2 separate regions of the Homo sapiens genome follow, and region 2 is linked to region 1. The links are chromatin loops, found by intact Hi-C in ENCODE. Cell type or tissue: tibial artery. All regions are shown on one strand. Each heading gives the region's core, and the rest is flanking DNA. Links, peaks and the distances in the headings are about the cores only. Region 1 has its middle 580 kb from the start of TENT5A. Region 2 overlaps LOC112267962 (a long non-coding RNA gene).

What was found. A loop is a pair of places that touch in the nucleus more often than their neighbours do. Peaks named below come from ENCODE experiments on the same cell type or tissue, not always from the same donor. Only the 100,000 strongest peaks of a DNase experiment are listed, where the experiment ranks them.
Region 2: a loop joins it to region 1, with 10 times the contacts of the local background. A loop is called at or near these places in 2 of 110 quality-filtered maps.

The regions. Positions count from the first base shown.
Region 1 is chr6:81,174,782-81,180,173 of GRCh38, reverse strand. No RefSeq gene overlaps it. Among named protein-coding and RNA genes, the nearest start is that of TENT5A, 580 kb to the left of the region's middle. In tibial artery, for the core only: no CTCF peak of the experiment used is centred there; no DNase peak of the experiment used is centred there; H3K27ac peaks cover 668 bases.
Region 2 is chr6:80,610,437-80,615,828 of GRCh38, reverse strand. The region is part of intron 2 of LOC112267962 (a long non-coding RNA gene); the gene reads right to left. Among named protein-coding and RNA genes, the nearest start is that of BCKDHB, 510 kb to the right of the region's middle. In tibial artery, for the core only: no CTCF peak of the experiment used is centred there; no DNase peak of the experiment used is centred there.

The sequences.
Region 1 (5,392 bases), core at 291-5,290:
TATGTCTCGAATATAAGGTTTTTCATTTGCTATACCTCTCTTACTGAGTTGAATATTCTAATATATATATTTTTTTATTTTCCATGATAGAATGTTTCCATGCTTGTTTTCAACCACAGTTTCTCATGATTACTGTTACTTCACTCTACTCTTTCTTGTTTGTTTCTCAGGGATTTCTGATCTTGAAATGTCCACATGTTTGGGGGATAATGGTGGTTATTATTACATCTTTTTTATTATTTCTATATATTTGCTCCATGAGGAGATCTACTGGCTTTGACTTTTTTTGGCATCAAGTGTTTTGTTTCAGAAATTAATACTTTTGATACAAAGCAACACTATGTCCTACTATGATGACATGTTAAACATTAATGAATGTTATGTATGTTCGTCAACATTAGTGGTCTCATACCACAAACAGAAACATTAGAGTAATCTTGGATTTATTTGTTATTATCCTATGTACCTGTGCTAGCAAATAATATATGTGAAAACCTGAAAACAATGCTTAATCTGCTAGTTCATGCTAAAGCGCTACAATCAGGACAAGTAAATACATTTAATGTGGAAACACATTCTGCAGTAGTTGATGTCCAAATACAAACAAAAAATTCCAATTTCTTATTTTCATAAGAATTATACAGTTATTAATTCACTTAATTCACATAATTATTGCTAAAATTCTGTGAGGTTGGATTTAATATACTTTTTCAGATAAGAATATTTAAGTAGAATATTAGCTCAGCCAATACCACAGAAGTATTATAGAGGAAAACTTTCATCCAAACCACAGTAGCCTGGCTCTAGAGTTTATTTGCTTAACTACTGTACATACTACTTCGGTGGGAAGAATTCCTTCTTGACTTGTGAACCCATATTCAGTGCATTGATTACAACTATTTGACATAAGGAAACCAAAACTCAGAAATTTGCATAGCAAGTTTTATATTTCTTAATTTTAAAACTTATACCCCCTAAAACTTAGCATATATCTTTCTGTTGGCAAAACAGTCCTAAGACATTTCTGGCTTCTCTAGGAGAGTCTCTCCATAGTGTTTTCCTTCATTCTTTCTTTCTTTCTTTCTTTCTTTCTTTCTTTTTTTTTTTTTTTTGACACGGAGTTTCTCTCTTGTTGGCCAGGCTGGAGTGCAATGGCGCGATCTCGGCTCACTGCATCCTCAGCCTCCCGTAGAGCTGTGATTACAGGAATGTGCATGTGCCACCACACCTGGCCTAAATTTTTTTTTTTTAATTTTTACTAGAGACGGGGTTTCTCTATGTTGGTCAGGCTGGTCTTGAACTCCCGACCTCAGGTGATCCGCCCGCCTTGGCCTCCCAAAGTGCTGAGATTACAGGCATAAGCCACTGCGCCCAGCTTCTCCGTAGTGTTTCCTATCTCTTCGCAGTAATTAGAACAATTACCAGTGAAAGAGAACATTGAAAATTCTCCTGTTTTTAACCTCAGTCTCTTCATGGTTTGATCCCAGAATTCTGATTTAAATTCATCATCTCTACCTAATTTTATTTTTTTAAATTTTTATTTTATTTATTTATTTTTTTGAGACAGAGTCTCGCTCTGTCGCCCAGGCTGGAGAGCAGCGGCGCGATCTCGGCTCACGCAACCTCCACCTCCCAGGTTCAAGCGATGCTCCTGCCCCAGCCGCCCGAGTAGCTGGGATTACAGGTGCGTGCCACCACATCCGGCTAATTTTTTGTATTTTTTGTAGAGATGGGGTTTCACCGTGTTAGCCAGGATGGTCTCCATCTCCTGACCTCATGATCCGCCCACCTCGGCCTCCCAGAGTTCTGGGATTACAGGCATGAGCCACCGCGCCCGACCCATCTCCACCTAATTTTGTTCTCCCAGTTGCGGTTCTTACCTCATTAAATTTTACCAGCATCAACCATTTTCTTAAGCTATATACAGTAAATGTATATACAGTATATGCGTGTCATCTTTTATTTATGTCTTCCACATTTTTATCTGTATTAGTCTGTTCTCATGCTGCTAATAAAAATATACCTGAGACTGGGTGATTTATAAAGGGAAGAGGCTTAATCTTAATGGACTCACAGATCCACATGGCTGAGGAAGACTCACAATCATGGCGAAAGATGAAGGAAGAGCAAAGGGACATCTTACGTGGTGGCAGGAAAGAGAGAGCTTGTGCAGAAAACTCCCATTTATAAAGCCATCAGATCTCATGAGACTTATTCACTATCATGAGAACAGTATGGGGGAAACTAACATCACTATTCAATTATCTCCACCTGGTCCCACCCTTGACATGTGGGGATTATTACAATTCAAGGTGAGATTTGGGTGGGGACAGAGCTGAACCATATCATTATCCAACTAATAGCCACAGTTTTTTTTTTTTTTTAGTTCTATCATACACACAGAAACACACACACACACACACACACAAGTATAGACACGTATACTTCTCTCTTTAAGTTATCTACAAATGGTAAAATGCAAGATTAGCATCTAATTTCTCATATGCAACATGGGACATTACAGTAGAGTAAAAAAGGCTGCCCAAAGATATTATTCAGCAAACTGAAAAAATTCAAGAAAATTATTGTTCACTGGATTAGTTTATTTTGTGCTGCTATAGTAGAATACCTGAGACTGGGTAATTTATAAACAATAGATGTTTATTTGGCTTATGGCCCTGCATGCTGGGAAGTCAAAGATCAAGGAGCTCCATCTGATGAGAGCCTTCTTGTCACATTGTCTCATGGTGGAAGGCAGAAGGGCAAGAGAGCACACACATGTGAGAGAGAAAGGGGACCAAACTCATTCTTTCATTAGGAACCCACTCCCACAGTAACTAATCTACATTCATTACAACAGCATTAATCCACTCATGATGGCAGAAACCTGTGACCTAATCACATCTTAAACACCCCACCTCTCAACATTGTTACACTGGGGATTAAACTTCCAACACATGAACTTTGGAGGGCATATTCAAACCACAGCATTCACTTATTTTATCAAAGGAAAATATTTGATTAAATACCACCGTCTACTACTAATCAGCCATAATGGGATTTGAGATGGAGAAATCAAGGAGTAGACTAAATGATGAAAAGCTTACTAGGATGCAGACTCCATGACAGCAAAAGTGTTTGTTTTGTCATGGCTAGACTCCAGAGCTTGAAGAGTCACATAAAATAAGCATTCCAAAATTATCTGATAGATGAATACATGATTAATTTGATATATCTAATTTGGTTTATATAATGTATGGTTAAATAAAAATGGATAATGCTAGATTGTTTGTTAACATAAAGTGTAACATGAAGTATGGTTACTATAGAAGAAATAAAACACAAGAAAATTTCACACCCTAGAGTTGGATAAAGTGATATTAATAAACTTATTTCTAAATTTTATCTAATGGGTGAGAGAAGGGAAGGAGGATGTAAAATGAAGATAATTCTAAAGGTTTCATCTTATTAGGATGTGGAGGAAAGCAGTAAGAGCCCTTAATAGTAGGTGAAGGAAAAACTTGATTTTTTTTTATATAAAGTAGAGTAAGCTATTTTTATTACAAGTTGCAAGGAAGAGAAAGTAAATAAACTTTAAAATTAGCTAGAAAAGGTGAAATAATTGAGCAATTCATAATGTAAAAATGTATTAATATAATAAAAGAAAAAACTAAAATTAAATATTTTTCATACTAAATGTAAATGAATAGTACTATTAAAAGATAGAAATGGCAAGATTAGATTAGAAACGATTATTGGTGCCATCTACAGAAACACTAATAATAATGTGATTTAAAAAGTGAAGATAAAGAAATTGGTAAAAAAGAAATCAGGAAGTGCACTTAAAGTGGAATAGCAGCAGTTCCAGTAATACCAAATAAAGTTGAATTTAAACAAGATTTCATTACATAGTTATATGATTTTCTGAAAGAAATCATAGTAAAAAATCTGTAACACAAAAGTTGCAGCTAAATATAAAAAGTAAAAACGGTTAGAAATACACAGAGAATACACAAAAATACAATTATGTAGGATGATTTCACTTCTCTACATTTGATACATCTGGAAGCTGAAATACAAGTGTGGATATACAAAGGCAAATAATCAAACAATTTATATTTGTTTAAAGCATTGCCTTTGAAATGAAAATAAGCATTTTTTAGACCAGTGAATATTTACACAAATTCAAATAGCTACTTGAAAAAAATAAAACATAAAAAAGTATTAAATAATGGAGGTGTTGCAGCACACATTGTGTATTATAATCTAGTACTATTAGAAAAACATGTAGGTTTGATCAGAGTACATTATATGTAAAATTAAGAATACTAAACAACACTTGAAACATTTAGGAAATTAAAAGGAAAAATTATATACAACATAGAAAGCAATACAAATGAGAACAATTTATATTAAAATCTAATGATTATACACAACTCAGTATTTAAAGGAAGAAAAGTGTAAAACTTAAATGCCTTCATCATGACAGAAGAACATTTTTAAAGGGCACCAAGTAATTAACTTAAAAAAATTCAAAATAATAAAAACAAAATAGATTAGACTAATTAAACTTAAAATTAAAATTAATAAATTTAGTAGCCCCCTAAAATATTAGAATGGGTAAATAAATCCAAAAGCTGATTCTACACAAAGGCTAGTAAAAGGAACACTTTATATGCCTAATTAAGGAAAATAAAGAAAACAACACTAGGTAAAGAATAACTTTTAAAACTAGTATGAAGAAAGAAGATATGATTAAAACCACAAGAAAGCTTACACAATTTTTGAAAGACTAATACACAGAATTCCATAGCAATAGTTTTGAAAACCTTTGGGAAATATAGGATTGTTCTAGAAAGTACAAATTACTAAAATTGATCCAAGATCAAGTGGAAATTTGAATAGACTAATAATGATAGAAAAGTTAGAAAACTGATTAAAATTCACTAATACAAAAAGACATAGATTAGATAAGGGCCATACTTTATCTAACATGTAAAAAAATTCAATACTATTAAAAGAATTTCAGGCATGGGAAATGATGGGAAAGTGTCCAGTTTATTTTCTAATACCACTATAACCCCCCCCAAAAATATAACTAGAGAAAACTATAGAGAAATGTTATTTATGAACACAAATACAGAATTTTATAATAATTTATTATGACAGTAAACTAGTGTTATTTACTAATTGCCTTACTCAACTTTGTTTCCATCTATTAGAAATTGTCAAGATAATTGTACCTGTTCTGTGAATGGTGCCTCATAGTGTTATTCAGTGCAAGCCTTGCACAATCATGCATAGAGCAGGGCCTGACACACTGACAAAAATCTATTACAGATAGATAGACTAAGGATTTTACATATCAACGTTAAAAAATAAAGTATTACAA
Region 2 (5,392 bases), core at 217-5,216, 560 kb after region 1:
TGGTTTGCCAGTATTTTATTGAGGATTTTTGCATCAATGTTCATCAGGGATATTGGCCTAAAATTTTTTTGTTGTTGTTGTGTCTCTGCCAGGCTTTGGTATCAGGATGATACTGGCCTCATAAAATGAGTTAGAGAGGATTTCCTCTTTTTCTATTGATGGGAATAGTTTCAGAAGGAATGGTACCAACTCCTCTTTGTACCTCTGGTAGAATTCGGCTGTGAATCCATCTGGTGCTGGACTTTTTTTGGTTAGGCTATTAATTATTGTCTCAATTTTAGAACCTGTTTTTGGTCTATCCAGAGATTCAACTTCTTCCTGGTTTAGTCTTGGGAGGGTGTATGTGTCGAGGAATTTATCCATTTCTTCTAGATTTTCTAGTTTATTTGCATAGAGGTATTTATGGTATTCTCTGATGGTAGTTCGTATTTCTGTGGGATTGGTGGTGATATCCCCTTTATCATTTTTTATTGCGTCATTTGATTCTCCTCTCTTTTCTTCTTTATTTGTCTTGCTAGTGGCCTATCAATTTGTTGATCTTTTCAAAAAACCAGCTCCTGGATTCATTGATTTTTTTGAACGGTTTTTTGTGGCTGTATCTCCTTCAGTTCTGCTCTGATTTTAGTTATTTCTTGCCTTCTGCTAGAATGTGTTTGCTCTTGCTTCTCCAGTTCTTTTAATTGTGATGTTAGGGTGTCGATTTTAGATCTCTCCTGTTTTCTCTTGTGGGCATTTAGTGCTATAAATTTCCCTCTACGCACTGCTTTAAATGTGTCTTTGTTCTCATTGGTTTCAAAGAACATCTTTATTTCTGCCTTCATTTCTTTATTTACCCAGTAGTCATTCAGGAGCAGGTTGTTCAGTTTCCATGTAGTTGTACAGTTTTGAGTGAGATTCTTAATCCTGAGTTCTAATTTGATTGCACTGTGGTCTGAGAGACAGTTTGTTGTGATTTCTGTTCTTTTATATTTGCTGAGGAGTGCTTTACTTCCAATTACGTGGTCAATTTTAGAATAAGTGTGATGTGGTGCTGAGAAGAATGTATATTCTGTTGATTTGGGGTGGAGAGTTCTGTAGATATCTATTAGGTCTTCTTGGTCCAGAACTGAGTTCAAGTCCTGGATATCCTTGTTAATTTTCTGTCTCATTGATCTGTCTAATATTGACAGTGGTGTGTTAAAGTCTCCCATTATTGTTGTGTGGGAGTCTAAGTCTCTTTGTAGGTCTCTAAGAACTTGCTTTATGAATCTGACTGCTCCTGTATTGGGAGCATATATATTTAGGATAGTTAGCTCTTCTTGTTGAATTAATCCTTTTACCATTTTTTAATGGCCTTCTTTGTCTCTTTTGATCTTTGTTGGTTTAAAGTCTGTTTTATAAGAGACCAGGATTGCAACCCCTGCTTTTTTTTTATTTCCATTTGCTTGGTAGATCTTCCTCCATCCCTTTATTTTGAGCCTATGTGTGTCTTTGCACATGAGATGGGTCTCCTCAATACAGCCCACTGATGGATCTTGACTCTTTATTCGATTTGCCAGTCTGTGTCTTTTAATTGGGGCATTTAGCCCATTTACATTTAAAGTTAATATTGTTACGTGTAAATTTGATCCTGTCATTATGATGCCAACTGGTTATTTCACCTGTTAATTGATGCAGTTTCTTCATAACGTAGATGGTCTTTACAATTTAGCATGTTTTTGCAGTGACTGGTAGTGGTTGTTCCTATTTATGTTTAGTGCTTCCTTCAGGAGCTCTTATAAGGCAGGCCTGGTGGTGACAAAATCTCTCATCATTTGCTTGTCTGTAAAGGATTTTATTTCTCCTTCACTTATGAAGCTTAGTTTGGCTGGATATAAAATTCTGAGTTGTAAATTCTTTTCTTTAAGAATGTTGAATATTGGCCCCACCCTTTCTGGCTTGTAGGGTTTCTGCCGAGAGATCCGCTGTTAATCTGATGGGCTTCCCTTTCTCTCTGGCCGCCCTTAACATTTTTTCCTCATTTCAACCTTGGTGAATCTGACACTTATGAGTCTTGGGGTTGCTCTTCTCAAGGAGTATTTTTGTGGTGTTCTCTGTATTTCCTGTATTTGAAAATTGGCCTGCCTTGCTAGGTTGGGGAAGTTCTCCTGGATAATATCCTGAAGAGTGTTTTCTAACTTGGTTCCATTCTCCCCATCCCTTTCAGGTACACCAGTGAAATGTAGATTTGGTCTTTTCACATAGTGCCATATTTCTTGGAGGCTTTGTTCATTTCTTTTCACCCTTTTTTCTCTAATCTTGTCTTCTCACTTTATTTCATTAATTTGATCTTCAATCGCTGGTATCCTTTCTTCCACTTCATCAAATTGGCTATTGAAGCTTGTGTATGCTTCACGAAGTTCCCATACTGTGGTTTTCAGCTCCATCAGGTCATTTAAGCTCTTCTCTACACTGACTATTCTAGTTAGCCATTCATCTAACCTTTTTTCAAGGCTTTTAGCTTCCTTGTGATGGGTTAGAACATGCTCCTTTAGCTCACAGAAGTTTTTTATTACCACCTTCTGAAGCCTACTTCTGTCAACTCGTCAAACTCATTCTCTGTCCAGTTTTGTTTCATTGCTGGTGAGGAGTTGTGATCCTTTAGAGGAAAAGAGGCATTCTGGTTTTTGGAATTTTCAGACTTTCTGCTCTGGTTTCTCCCTACTTTGTAGTTTTATCTACCTTTGGTCTTTGATGTTGGTGACCTACAGATGGGGTTTTGTGGTGTGAATGTCCTTTTTGTTGATGTTAATGCTATTCCTTTCTGTTTGTCAGTTTTCCTTCTAAAAGACAGGTCCCTCAGCTGCAGGTCTGTTGGAGTTTGCTGGAGGTCCACTCCAGAACCTGTTTGCTTAGGTATCACCAGTGGAGGCTGCAGAATAGCAAATATTGCTGCCTGATCCTTCCTCTGGAAGCTTCATCCCAGAGGGGCACCTGCCTGTATAAGGAGTCTGTCAGCCCCTACTGGGAGGTGTCTCCCAGTTGGGTTACACGGGGTCAGGAACCCACTTGAGGAGGCAGTCTGTCCTTTATCGGAGGCCAAACGCCACGCTGGGAGAACCACAGCTCTCTTCAGAGCTGTCAGGCAGGGACGTTTAAGTCTGGAGATGCTGTCTGCTGCCTTTTGTTGATATGTGCCCTGCCCCCACAGGTGGAATCTAGTGCGGCAGTAGACCTTGCTGAGCTGTGGTGGGCTCCACCTAGTTCAAGCTTCCCTGCCACTTTGTTTACACTGTGACCACAGAACCACCTGCTCAAGCCTCAGCAGTGGCAGACGCCCCTCACCTGCTAAGCTCCCACATCCCATGTCAATCTCAGACTGCTGCGCTAGCAGTGAGCAAGGCTCCATGGGCATGGGACCCACTGAGCCAGGCATGGGAGGGGATCTCCTGGTCTGGCAGTTGTGAAGACTGTGGGAAAAGCACAGTATTTGGGCAGGAGTGTACCACTCCTCCAGGTACAGTCACTCACAGCTTCCCTTGGCTAGGAAAGGGAAATCCCCTGACCCCTTGCACTTCCCAAGTGAGGCGATGCCCTGCCCTCTGTGGGCTGCACCCACTGTCCAACCAGTCCCAGTGAGATGAACCAGGTACCTCAGTTGGAAATGCAGAAATCACCCATCTTCTGTGTCAATCTCGTTGGCAGCTGTAGACTGGAGCTCTTCCTGGGGACTCTTCTGTTCCTCAACAGGCTCTGAAAGCTTCCTGGTCATTTTGAAGTTGGAAGACTCAATTTTGAACCACTCTCAGGCAGAAGAGAAGAGTCACTATCCATTGTGATCAAAAGAATACCTGCCGGCAGATGAGCCACATGCCTCAGCAGTCCAGACTTCCGTGGCGACCTCCACGGGCAAGCCTATGCACTGGGTGCCCAGCATGCCCTCAGGAGTGGCTGAGGCTACTGGCTGTCACAGGGCAAGGTTGTGGGAAGCCTGAAGCTGGTGGGAGGGGCACACGCAGGTGGTTCTGAGCTGAGCCTGAGTGAGTGCTACATGAAGTATTGTATTTATGTTAAAACCCACTGTTCTTAGACACTGGGCTCTGAGTCTCTCAGAAGTAGATTTATCCTAAGAGATATGTAAATCTATATGAACTCCAACCTATATTTTTAAATAAAATCAATATGATTCCCCTTGTATATTTTACTACTTTCTTTCTAATTTGTGTCAATGCTGCACTGATCAATAAATTACAAATTCTTACACAGAAATTTCTGAAATGTAGCCTTTTATTATTACTTATATTTTTAATTGCCAAGTATTCTAAGTCATGTTTTGGTACCTGGGCTAGAATACAACCCTTTCTTTATATTTTCTTTAATTAATGTCCTTATTCTAGAAAATGATGATAATTAGTGCCTACCCAGTTCTTGCCAACTACTTTCTAATTTCAGAAATTTTTCTAATTTTTTGAGATTTAATAAATACAGCCATAATGGAGAATTGAGAGGGATGCCATGGAATATTCTGCTGCATCTAAACAATGTCATGTTTGTTTGGTAATTGTTTTTCTTTGTACCGATTATTTTAGTTGCTGTGGCTGTTCCCATAAATATTTGTACACAGCTGGACATAATTTTGCAGTGCTTATTTCCCTGTTAAAACCCCTACTCCACCCAAAGAACTTCCAACAAGTACTTGAGTAGAGATTCTTCCAGGTAATTGCAATAGAATCTGTATTCCCCTGTGAAAGGACTTAGCTTGATGAGTTAAGAGGAAACTAACATTAATCTGGAAACAGAGAGAAATGCTAAATAGAGAGATGAGTTGTAAACACTGCCTGCATGCCATTTTGACACACCCGAGACATTAGTCATTGGGTCTGCATTTTCAGTTAGGTTGTACATAGCAAAGCAAAGTTGGTATTATTCAAGTCAACAAGGACATGGGGAAATAATTGCTACTGGCTCATTTTTTACCACCAACAAGTGTCACAGCCTATTTAATAGCTCTTCAAAAAATAAATTAAGAAAAAATATTCAACAATTACTTTAATGGGATGACAGTTTTACTTTTATTTTGTTTTTTCCTGAAACCCCAAGCCAATAATTTTTTTCTAGCCTAGGTAAGTCAAGCAGATTGTGCATTTCCCTTCCCCACCCACACCATCACCACCACCACCATCACCCTACACACACACACACACACACACACAGAGGCACCACACTCACTTTTTTACTTAGAAATATATTGATGCAGTTTAATATTTTAAGGCATTTTTTCCACATGGTATACATTGTCAGCTCTATAGCTGTGCTTTTCAAAACCAAGGTCAATGTTTTCAATGCTGTGGCTTTGTGATCTTGGTGAAAATAGTAGAAATGAAGTTGAGGCAAGGTCTGACTATTCCACCAGAGTCATAAGAAATAGCAGAAG